Regions from separate parts of the Mus musculus genome. Here region 2 is linked to region 1. A link is a loop called in an ENCODE intact Hi-C map of the cell type or tissue named here. Cell type or tissue: left cerebral cortex. All regions are shown on one strand. Links, peaks and the distances in the headings refer to the core of each region. The heading gives the core; the rest is flanking DNA. Region 1 overlaps Adipoq (adiponectin, C1Q and collagen domain containing). Region 2 has its middle 24 kb from the start of Rtp2.

Region 1 (5,378 bases), core at 232-5,231:
TGAGAGTGTACAAGTGTGTGCACACATATATACCGGACATGAGAATGCTACCGACTTTCCAAAGGCTGAGTGACACCTTCCAGATAATCTTAGGAGCTAGACAGAGGTGCCTGAGCTCCTGGCACAGCCATTTATGATTGGGTTGTGCCATTGTGAAATTACAAATATTAACTTAATTTTTATCTGGTTTTGCTTGTTTATTGTGTGCTTCTGAGGTTTGAGCTTAGGGCTTCATACACATTGGGCAAATGCCCCTCCACTGAGCTCTACCCTCGGGTACCACTTCATGAGTGAAGGTGAAAACAACCAACAGGCCAGGTGTCCAGCACACAGAGCGCTTCCATGAGGATGTAGGAAATGCACTCAGTCTTTCTGTTTCTACAAGCAAGGATGGGAGGTCCTGGAGTTGCTTTTGGCTCTGGCATTTCTCTGTGTTTTGTTGTCTTTACTGGCTGGGGGCGTTGACCTCTTCTCTCTCTCCTTGTAGCCTAATCTCTGCCAGTCCCAGAGGAAACTCCAGTCTTGAATTTCACAAGATTCTGGATGTTGGTGCTAAAATGCCAGCAGGTCAAAGAGGAATTTCACATCCCCTTCACTATACAGTGGTCCTGAAACATGCAGCCATCCCTCTGCATAACTCATGTGTGGTTTGCTAGGAAGGCCAGTGGGTCATTGGATGACATGTTCATTTTTTAAACATTTTGAGACAGGGTTTCTCTGTATAACAAATAGCAGAGCTCTCTCTATCGACCAGGCTGGCCTCAAAGTCACATCGATCAGCCTGCCTCTGCCTTCCAAGTGCTGGGATTAAAGGTGTGCACCACCACGCCTGGTCCTACCTGGTTGCTTCTTATTTTGGCAGAAATGACCAAACCTTTCCCTCTCCCAGATGTCTCAGCTGTCGGTCTTCCCCTTAAGGCTGTGTGAGTGAAGTGAAACTCAGCAGCTGTCCACAGTGGGTTGATACGTTAATATTTGTTTACTTTCCTTCTCTCACAAACGTGTACGGTATTTTGTAAGTTTGTAAACTACTCCGCACTTTCTGCCAACTGGGTCTTATGATATTATTGTGAAATCACATTTCTAGGCAAAGAGCATAAAGCCAGGGAGGCAAATAGGGGCAGAATGAGGAGGGGGCTGGCAAGCTAGGCCATTGGATTGACAGTCTCTGGTCTCTCACCCTTTCCCCATGGGGAAGGGTACTAAAAGGCAGGGTATGTGACGGTAGTATGTTTCTCTTCCCCGTCTGTGCCAGAGGTTATCTAGCCAGGACTCTACTTCCACGGGTTCTGTTGGATCTAGATTATCACTCAAGCACCCAGCAGCCCCAGTTCCTCACCCCTAAGTCAGAGCAGTCCTAAGTGACAGCCATTGCTCACTGGCTTACTCCAGACACCCCCCTAGGCATGGTTCATGGAGTCTGTCGCTTAGTCTTCCAACAAACACATAAAGGGCAAAACTGATTGTTTGTACCCGAGCATGCATCTTTTTGAGTAACCCCCCCCCCCAGTATTGTCTCCAAAACGGCTGTGGTTATTCAATGAGATGGTGGAACAAAGGCTTTCCAAATGCAAAGCATTATACTGGATCCTTGCTGTCTACCTCCAACACCTATCTACAATGTTTCTTTTGTAACATGCTCTAGCTGTAGATTCATCTCTTGCACTTGGTTCCATTCAGTAGTGTTTCCTTATAGAAACAGAAGTCTTTCAAAGTCAGAGTGCAACATTTGCTTTGTCTACATAAAGAACAGAAACAATGTGGAATATTTTTTTTTTTAAAAAAGAGGCATTCTGTGTTGTCCTTCATGGGTATCCAGACCTGACTTTACATCCAGAACTCGGTGAAAGAGAAGCCTTCAGTGAGATCTGTCCTTATCAGCCAAAGGCTTAGGGGCTGGAGAGAGAGCTCAGCAGCTAACAGTATCTGCAGAGGAAATTTCACAAAGAACCTGGTTCACAACTGTCTTTAACTTAGTTCCAGGGGATCCAATGCCTTCTGCCCTCCGTGGGTACCTGTACATAGGTGTATACCCCCATGAATATTCAAATAATTAAAAAATAAAAATAAATCTTTAAAAAGAACAGCTAAGGGTGTGCAGCGCTTAGTACTTCAGTCCCATGGCACTCGGGGAATCCCAGAACAACCATACCTGTAAGTAGAGAAAAGCATTAAGGACATGGAGGCGTGGGGGAAGAATGTGTTTTTAGATGAGAAAGATTATTGGTTTTTCAGTAGAGAGAGAGAACTGAAAACTCTAGAGTTCTGTCTCTTCCTTCCTCCCCAGCATTAGGGATCTGTTTTGAGCTACCCTTTGTCTTTGGGGCCCTCCTTACCTGCCTCCATTTCAAGCATTTTGGTGTCTTTCTTATTTCCCCATGGAAAAGATTGGTGCTTCTTAGATTCTTGAGTTGAAGTTTTCAGGAATATGATTGCTGGAGCTGTAAGAAGGGCAGAGTTGACATAAGACACACAATATTAAAAGTCTCAGAGCAATGGCGGGCAAGATGACTCAGTGAGTAAAGATGCTGAACCTAATGGCCTGAGTTCATTCCCCAGGACACAGTTGGTAGAAGGAGAGAACTGACTTCCACAGGTGTTCTCTAACTTCTGTGGGTACACACACACACACACACACACACACACACACACCACACCACTACACACCACACACCACACCACTACACACCACACACACACACACACACACCACACCATACACACACACACACACACACACACACACACACACACACACACACACACACACACACATTAACCAACCAACCAACCAACCAACCAACCAATAGACTGACTGACTGACTGACTGACTGACTGACTGTGATAAGAAAGTTCCAGGGCAAGCTCTGCTTCATTTTCTTTGTAGCAGTTTCTGAGACTGGGTTTTTGATCACTCCAGATTCAGTAGATGGCGACAGAGGCACTCAGAGACATTATGAGCCAATCTAGGGCAGACTCCTGCTCTCCAAGAGCAATGCTAGGGCAGTTGTTTCTGGCTCACTCCTCCCCACACCTGCCAGTTCCAATTTGTGTACGGTCAAACTAGAATTGGGTATTTAAAGAATGATGCTCCAAGGCAACAGGGAGTGCAAGGCTGAATTTAATCAAAGGCATTTAAAATGATCTTATGCCACAGTTTATAGCACCATTAAAAGAAAGTCACAGGTACAGCAAAGAGTGATATTATATAGAGAGAGTGAAAATACAAACCAGGGTAATACCAAATCCTTCCAAGAATAAGAGCTGTTTATTGCTTGGAATCAAGGAAAATGTCAACAGAACTAAGCAAATAAAGGACAGACTCCCTGTACACCTGGGAATGAGGACAGACAGACAGAAGGATGATCTGCACCTAGAGGGCAAGTCACAGCAGTGTGACGTAAGAAGACAAAATGGTGACACACGCTCACACAATCGCCTGCAGAGATGTTAATAAGGGACGGGATGTAGCTCGGTGGCAGAGCAGTTGCCTCGAAGAGATGAGTAGAGAGGCCCTGGGTTTGAGTCTCAGCACTGTGGGTGCAGAGAACAATAACCTCCACATAAAACCAGCCAAACGTTACAGGAACTGGGCCCGCTGGTACACCCACGTAATCCCACATCAGGGAGGCCAACGCACGAGGAGTACCCTGAGGGTGAGGCCAATTTGGGCCATAGACAAAGGCTCTATATTAAAAAAGGGTAAAGCTTAAAAAGAAAAGTCTATGTAGTGGTGCTTGTTTTGTAATCCCAACACTTGAGAGGTGGCAATGAGGCCATCATGACTTCAAGGTCATCTTAAATCCAGTGATGGAGTCTTTGAGGCTTGACTGGGTTCCATGAAACTCATTCTCAAAATAGTGCTCCCCCAAAAGACCCCAAATCAAAACATATCCAAGGCACAACAGTGCAGAAGAAACACTTTGTGACCCCAGTAAATTAACTGACAGGAACTTAACGAGGATCTTAGAAATGACTGAAGAATGAAGATCATTTATTTTGCTCACTAAATTTAACAGTTAAAACAGATGTTTTCTTTTGCTTTTGTTTTGGTTTTTGGTTTTTGAGACAGAAAATCCATATCACTCTGACTGTCCTGGAAGTCACTATGCAGACCAGGCTGGTTTCAAACTCACAAAGATACACTTGCCTCTGCCTCCCAAGTGCTGGGATTAAAGGCTTGTGTCATCCTGCTTGGCTAGTAGTACACTTTTTAAAACTGAGACTACCCAAAGCTGGCAAGAGTAATTCAGCTAGGCCTGCTTATTTTTTTCTTTGCTGTGCTGAGGAAGGAATCCAGGTCCTTGATTATGCGAGGGCAGTGCCCTGCTACAGAGTGACACCCTCAGCCCGAGATAGGTCTTTGTGTGCATACACTCATGTTCTCTTGGGTGGCAGCATCGTTTCTTGTAATGTTGGTATGTATGTTAAATGACTTTAAAGAGAGGCTGAGAGAGAGACAGCTCAGCAGTTTAGAGAGCATGTTACTCTTCCAGAGGATCTGAGTTCGGTTCCCAGCACTGAAAGTGGGCAGCTCACAACTGACTGGTGCTTCACTCCTGTACACAGATCACACACACACACACACACACACACACACACACACACACACTCGAATGAAAATAAAATTAAATCTTTTTAAAAGACTTAAAAACGTTTAGGTGGGCTGGAGAAACAGCTCACAATTAAGACCTTGCACTTGCTTTTCCAGAGGACTCAGGTTTGGGTCCTAGTACCCACATGGTGCCTCACAACGATCCATAACTCCAGTTCCAGGAAATCCTCTTCGGGGCCTCCTTGGGCTCACACACACACACACACACACACACACACACACACACACACACACACACACACACTTTCTCTCTCTCTCTCTTCTCACAATCGCACACACAGAATCATTCACACACACATAAATTAAAAACAAAATGTCTTTTTTTTACAAAAAGGTTAATCAGGGCATAGTGGCATATGCCTTTAATTCCTCCACTTGGGAGACAGAGGCAAGTGGATCTCTGAGTTCTAGGTCAGCCTGGACTGCAGAGCAAGTTCCAGAGCAGTCAAGGTTACAACAGAGAAACCTTGCCTCAAAAACCCAAGAGGACAAAAAGTTTAGATTTCTGGGCCCAATCATTTATATCTGGGAATATATCATAATAGAAAGATAAGTTTTTTAGAAAAGCTGCCTGCCTGAAAACAGCTTTGATTGATTGATTCTTTTTAAATCAATACATATCATTTGTTGCAGATTATAAAATATTTTGAAGTAGACATAAGCTAAAAAATAGAAACCAAGTTTAAAAGAACTACAGATATTTTGGCCGTATCCACTCTATGGACTGGCAATGCATATATTTAAAATGATCATAAAAGCTAGA
Region 2 (5,378 bases), core at 272-5,271, 800 kb after region 1:
TCGTCACAGCTCCAAACTTTGTCTCTGTAACTCCTTCCATGGGTGTTTTGTTCCCATTTCTAAGAAGGGGCAAAGTGTCCACACTTTGGTCTTCGTTCTTCTTGAGTTTCATGCATTTAGCAAATTGTATCTTATATCTTGGGTATCCTAAGTTTCTGGGCTAATATCCACTTATCAGTGAGAACATATCATTTGAGTTCTTTTGTGATTGTGTTACCTCACTCAGGATGATGCCCTCCAGGTCCATCCATTTGCCTAGGAATATATCTTAATTTTAAAGTTAGAGAAATATTAGGTTGTCCTTTTGGAAACATCTATTTCAATAGAGTTTAAAAAAATGTTGCCTATACAGAGACTTTGAAGCATAAATTGTAAAATAACATAGTGTGGATTGCTAGTGGCATGCACTAGCTCCTTCTGAGGTTCAGTGGCATCAGAAGCAATGGCCAGAGAAGAATCCAGTCCTGAGTAGCTGATCCAGGAGCAAGAGATGAGAGAGCTGCCTTTCAGCAGCTGGAGCTCTGTGGTCTCAGTGAGTGATTGACATTTCCTGAGCACTCCAGTGAGCACAGCCCCTTGTCTCAGAGTCCACCCACTTAGATGGGGCATCAGAGTCAATTTACAGACCCTAGAATCGCCTAGGAGATGGACCTTTGGGCGTGCCTGTGGGGGAATGTCTTCATGTCATTAATTGCACTGAGAAGGCCCTACACACACACACACACACACACACACACACACACACTGTAGGTGGTACCATTCACATACACACTCACTGTACGTGGCACCATTCACACACACATGCACACACACACACTGCAGGTGACACCATTCATACACACATGCACACATGTACACACACACTGCATGTGGCACCATTCACACACACACACTCACTCACTGTCGGTGGCACTATTCACACACACATGCACACTGTAGGTGGCATTCACACACACACTGTAGGTGGCACCATGCACACACACACATGCACACACACTCACTGTAGGTGGCACTATTCACACACACACACACACACACACACACACACACACACACACACACACACTGTAGGTGGCACCATTCCCTAGCAGCCTGCATTCAAGGGCCCCTCTTTGCTTCCTGAGTGCAGATGTGATCTTAACAGTTGCTTCTAGTTCTTGCCACAGTGGACTGTACCCTGGAAGTGTGAGAAAGAGCAAACGTCTTGTCCATTAAGTTTCTTCTGTAGAGTATTTCATTACAGCAACAGAAAAGAAACTTTGACAGCCAGCACGTAGGGGAGGGAGCTTGTTCTGGAAATCGCCAGTGTGGTCTTCTAGGCTGCAGCTAGAAACCCAAGCCTGAGGACAACAAACTTCCCCAGCAACGCCTGAAGCTGGTCAACAGTGGAGATCTTGAGCTAGGACCATGTGCACGATCCGCAGCAAAGATTTGCTAAGTCTCTACAGCCACCCACAGCCCGGGGCATGGTCTGAATGATTCTTGGGAGCACTTCTGGCCATCACTGAAGGGTAGCAATAGAGGTGTGCCAGTTCCACAGCCTTGGTAACCGTAAAGCTGGTGAATTCTGGGTGTTCCTGGGGGCTTCCGCTCTGACTCCATCCAGAGTTCGCACTATCACTCCCCAAAACCTTTCAATTCTGAGAGGCTCCATTATCTTAAGCTATGCTGTACAATAGAAAAGCTGTGCCCAGGACTGTGCAGAAACAGGGGCACGGTGTTCCAAGGAGTGGCTCTGCCCCCTGGGGCCCAAGGTTGGCCATCACCCAGCCCAGCGTTCTTAGCTCCTTCCAATCTCCATTTGCTCCTGTCAGATAAGGTGGGGTTTTCTTGTCTTGTTTTTTTTTAGCCAGCAAGATTGTGATGAGGATCAAAGCTCTTGGATCCGACAGTGCTTCGCTGACCTAGAAAGAGCACTATGCTCATTAGCAGTATTATTTGAAGGGCTCTAGTAGAGAATGGCCTCCTTTGGCTGAGAACTGGGACAGGACTTCCACGTTTATCAAGGAAAACTAGAAACCTACAATTCAAAGACAGCCAGAGTGGAAATTTACGCTCTCAAGTGGGACCTTAAATCGCACCCCATGAACCACTAGTCACTTGGGGTGAATGAGCTACAAGAAGACAAAGGGGTTCGAGGGAGAACAATTCCAAAACACAGCTGGGCCTGATTTACACTGGGGAAGTGGGGAAGGGGGGGGGGGCAAAATAGCCACTGCTTGTCCTACACTGCCACCTTGTGGCCATTCTCCAGACTACACAAGTAAAACTAGTCTCAAAATGGGAAGCCAAGAGTTGCTAAAACTGGGAAAATCAGCCTAGGATGAATTGGTAATCCCAATTGGTTATCCTATGCCAAGTCATCAGCCATACAAACATACACAGAAGAACAACATTGCTGTGTTTATACGTGTGTGTGTGTGTGTGTGTGTGTGTGTGTGTGTGTGTGTGTAAGAATGATAAAGGAAATAAGATGTTATGAATTTGAGAGTGGCAGGGTATAGGAAGCTTGGACAGAGGAGAGGAAAGAGGAAATGTTGTAAATACAGCACACATCTATGAGAGTAAAAAACAAATAAAATACAAGTAAAGACCAAGCAGAGAGTTGGGAGTGGTGTTCCATGCCTGTAATATCAGCACTGAGGAGCTGAGGCCCAAATATTGCTGTGAGTTTGAGGGCAGGATAAGATAAAAAGTGATAGCTACCTCAAAAACAAGTGGATTGTGAGGAGCGGGTGTGGCAGCAGCTAATTCTTATGACTTGCACCTGACTTCCTCATACACCTGAAAATTGCCATGACCATTGTGAAAGCTGCGCAGGTGCACCATGATGCTGGCGGTGTAAACAAGTCCATATTTGGTGGAGACGCGCCCCTGCCACCCTGATTGGCTGAAGCTGTGTGCCTGGTGAGGTGATGTGGCCTGCCATGAGTGAATGGGGACTGAGAGTATATAAGAGTGAGAGGCCCGGGGTTCAGGGGAGAAAAAGATGAAGCGAGAGATGATGACTGAAGCTTGCTGAATAAACTGCTGTTAGAAGAACTGGTGGTCGTGTCGTTCTTGCTGGTCGAGAGCGGACGCGACAGTGGATGACGGGATACATCTGAAATCCTTAAACGCACTACCATTGCTGGGTCCACATTGGGCCAGGTCTGCCGTGAGTTAAGAAGGGGTAAGCAGAGAACATTATGAGCCAGGCAGAGATGCAGTACTCTTGTGTTAGACATTGTGTATCTTTCTGTGTGACTATGGGTCATGTGTGCCAGGCAGAAATAATAGCAGCATAAGCAGGTGGGGCATTGAATTGTCTCACTGCCATAAAATAAAATAAAAATAAAGAAAATGAAATGAATGTTAAAAGGGCTGAGTTGGGGGGTGCAGCCTCATCTGGTAGGGGTGCTTGCTCTGAAAGCATGCGGTTCAACTTGAGTTCAAATCCCCAGTATCCATGTAAACAGCCTGGCATGGACAACTATTCTTTTAATCCCAGTGTTACATGAGGTGGAGGCAGGAGGATGGCTGGGGTTCTCTGCCTTCCAGCCTAGCTCCATGTTCAGTGACAGTATCAAGATGAAAAGTAATTGGGCCTGGACACCTCATGTCCTCCACATGCACAGATACACACACCCGATCCATATGTGTGTACTACACACACACTCTCTCTCTCTCTCTCTCAAAGAAAGAGACAGACAGGCAGAGAGAGAGACAGACAGACAGAGACAGAGTGATTTAAAAACTAAAAATGGTATGTGAGAAGCCAGCCCAGGGTATTATATAAAAAGAGGAAAGAAAACCAACATGAACCCTATAATGCAACTCTGCCCGTCTCTACCCCAAAAGGAGTTGAGACTATCATGATGTTGGCCCTTCTCTCTTGTGACTCACAGCAGCAGATCTCCACTCTGACCTCCTGGGGTCAATGCATCGTGCATGCCACCACAGGCTCAAAGCAAGAGCGCAGTGATGATGATGGAGCTGTGATCACAGGGCACCAAAACAACTAATTTCTTATCATAAGTTGATCATCTTGCGTGTTTATTACAGTAACAGAAAGCTGACTACCACAAGCTGTCACCCACAGCCCATTCCATCTTTAGATATTTACTGTAAAATCTTCTCTCCAGTCAGGCTGAGCTTGTTTTTTTTTTTGTGTCTCTCACCCATTGGTCATAGCTTTCTCCCTTCAGCTTTGCCAAAGAAGCAGTCAGACAAATGAGGCTATTTGACAAAGACAACCTTTGGGGCAGTGGTTCTCAACCTTCTTAATACTGCAACCCTTTAATACAGTTCCTCATGTTGTGGTGACCCTCCCCCAACCATAAAATTACAAAAATTACTTTTGTTGCTACTTCATAGCTGTAGTGTTGCTACTGTTATGAACCGCAGTGCAAGTAGCTGTGTTTTATGATGGTCTTAGGCAACCCTCTGAAGAGATTGATGAACCCCAAAGGGTTTGCAACCCACAGGTTGAGAACCACTGCTTCAGGGGCTGGGTAAGATTTCTGGAGACAATCATAGCAGTGTAAGGCCACAGCTATAACAGAAATGCCTACCACAAGCATCTGGAAATCGGTCTCAGGCCTTAGAGACTATGTTTGCTTTCTGGCATTTGGTGTTCTTTTCCAAATGATAAAGGAATTGAACTGCAGACTCTTCTTGGCCAGACCACCTTACAACACTTACAATAACAAGTAGCAACATGTTAAAGAGTCCCTTAGGCGTAAAGCTCTCCTGGCTGTGATGGCTGGTAAACCCGGGATTGCCTTCACAAGTTGAAATGCAATGAGCAACCATAGTCTCCAGTGAAAGGGATTTTCACCCATCTTGAAATGCTGTATCCTATAAAATTCAGATCGTTTCTATTTCATAGATACCAGCTTGAGGCTGACCTGTTCTCATGTCTGTATAACCCAAGTGCCCTTGCTCACCAAACACTATGTTGTTCACTGATGTTTATTTGTGAGGCCCACCAAAGGTAGAAACGACAAAACTAGTTAGAATTGGAAAAAAGCATCTACTGGGCTGGGGCCAGCACCACTGTCTCTGTCTCTCCTCCTCTGAGGCAAGAAGCCCTTGGTGAGCTCCTGGGAGGTCCCCAAGGCCAATTGTCTGGCCCCAAGAAGGAATTCAAATCTCAAACCCCTGGACCTCTAGTGTGTGGGAGAAACACAAGAGAAAGAGTTGTGATGCTGGGGCCATTTGTGAGAACTTTACAAGCAGTCTCTGTTGTGAGTTTAATTGTGTCCCTTTCAAAATTCATAGTTTGAGATTTTTATCTGGAGTGTCTGAGAACATGCCACTGTTTCCAAACAGATTTGTTACATAGCAATTAGTGTCACGCTTTTCTTATTGTTGTGACAAGCATACCTAATAAGTTA

The links. Peaks named below come from ENCODE experiments on the same cell type or tissue, not always from the same donor. Only the 100,000 strongest peaks of a DNase experiment are listed, where the experiment ranks them.
Region 2: a loop joins it to region 1, with 8 times the contacts of the local background. A loop is called at or near these places in 2 of 42 quality-filtered maps.

The regions. Positions count from the first base shown.
Region 1 is chr16:23,148,652-23,154,029 of GRCm38, forward strand. All of the region lies in intron 1 of Adipoq (adiponectin, C1Q and collagen domain containing), which reads left to right. Among named protein-coding and RNA genes, the nearest start is that of Adipoq, 4.8 kb to the left of the region's middle. In left cerebral cortex, for the core only: a CTCF peak has its summit at 2,936; a DNase peak (open chromatin) is centred at 2,946.
Region 2 is chr16:23,951,663-23,957,040 of GRCm38, forward strand. No RefSeq gene overlaps it. Among named protein-coding and RNA genes, the nearest start is that of Rtp2, 24 kb to the left of the region's middle. In left cerebral cortex, for the core only: a CTCF peak has its summit at 2,252 (motif pointing left); DNase peaks (open chromatin) are centred at 1,371, 1,992 and 2,214; H3K27ac peaks cover 629 bases.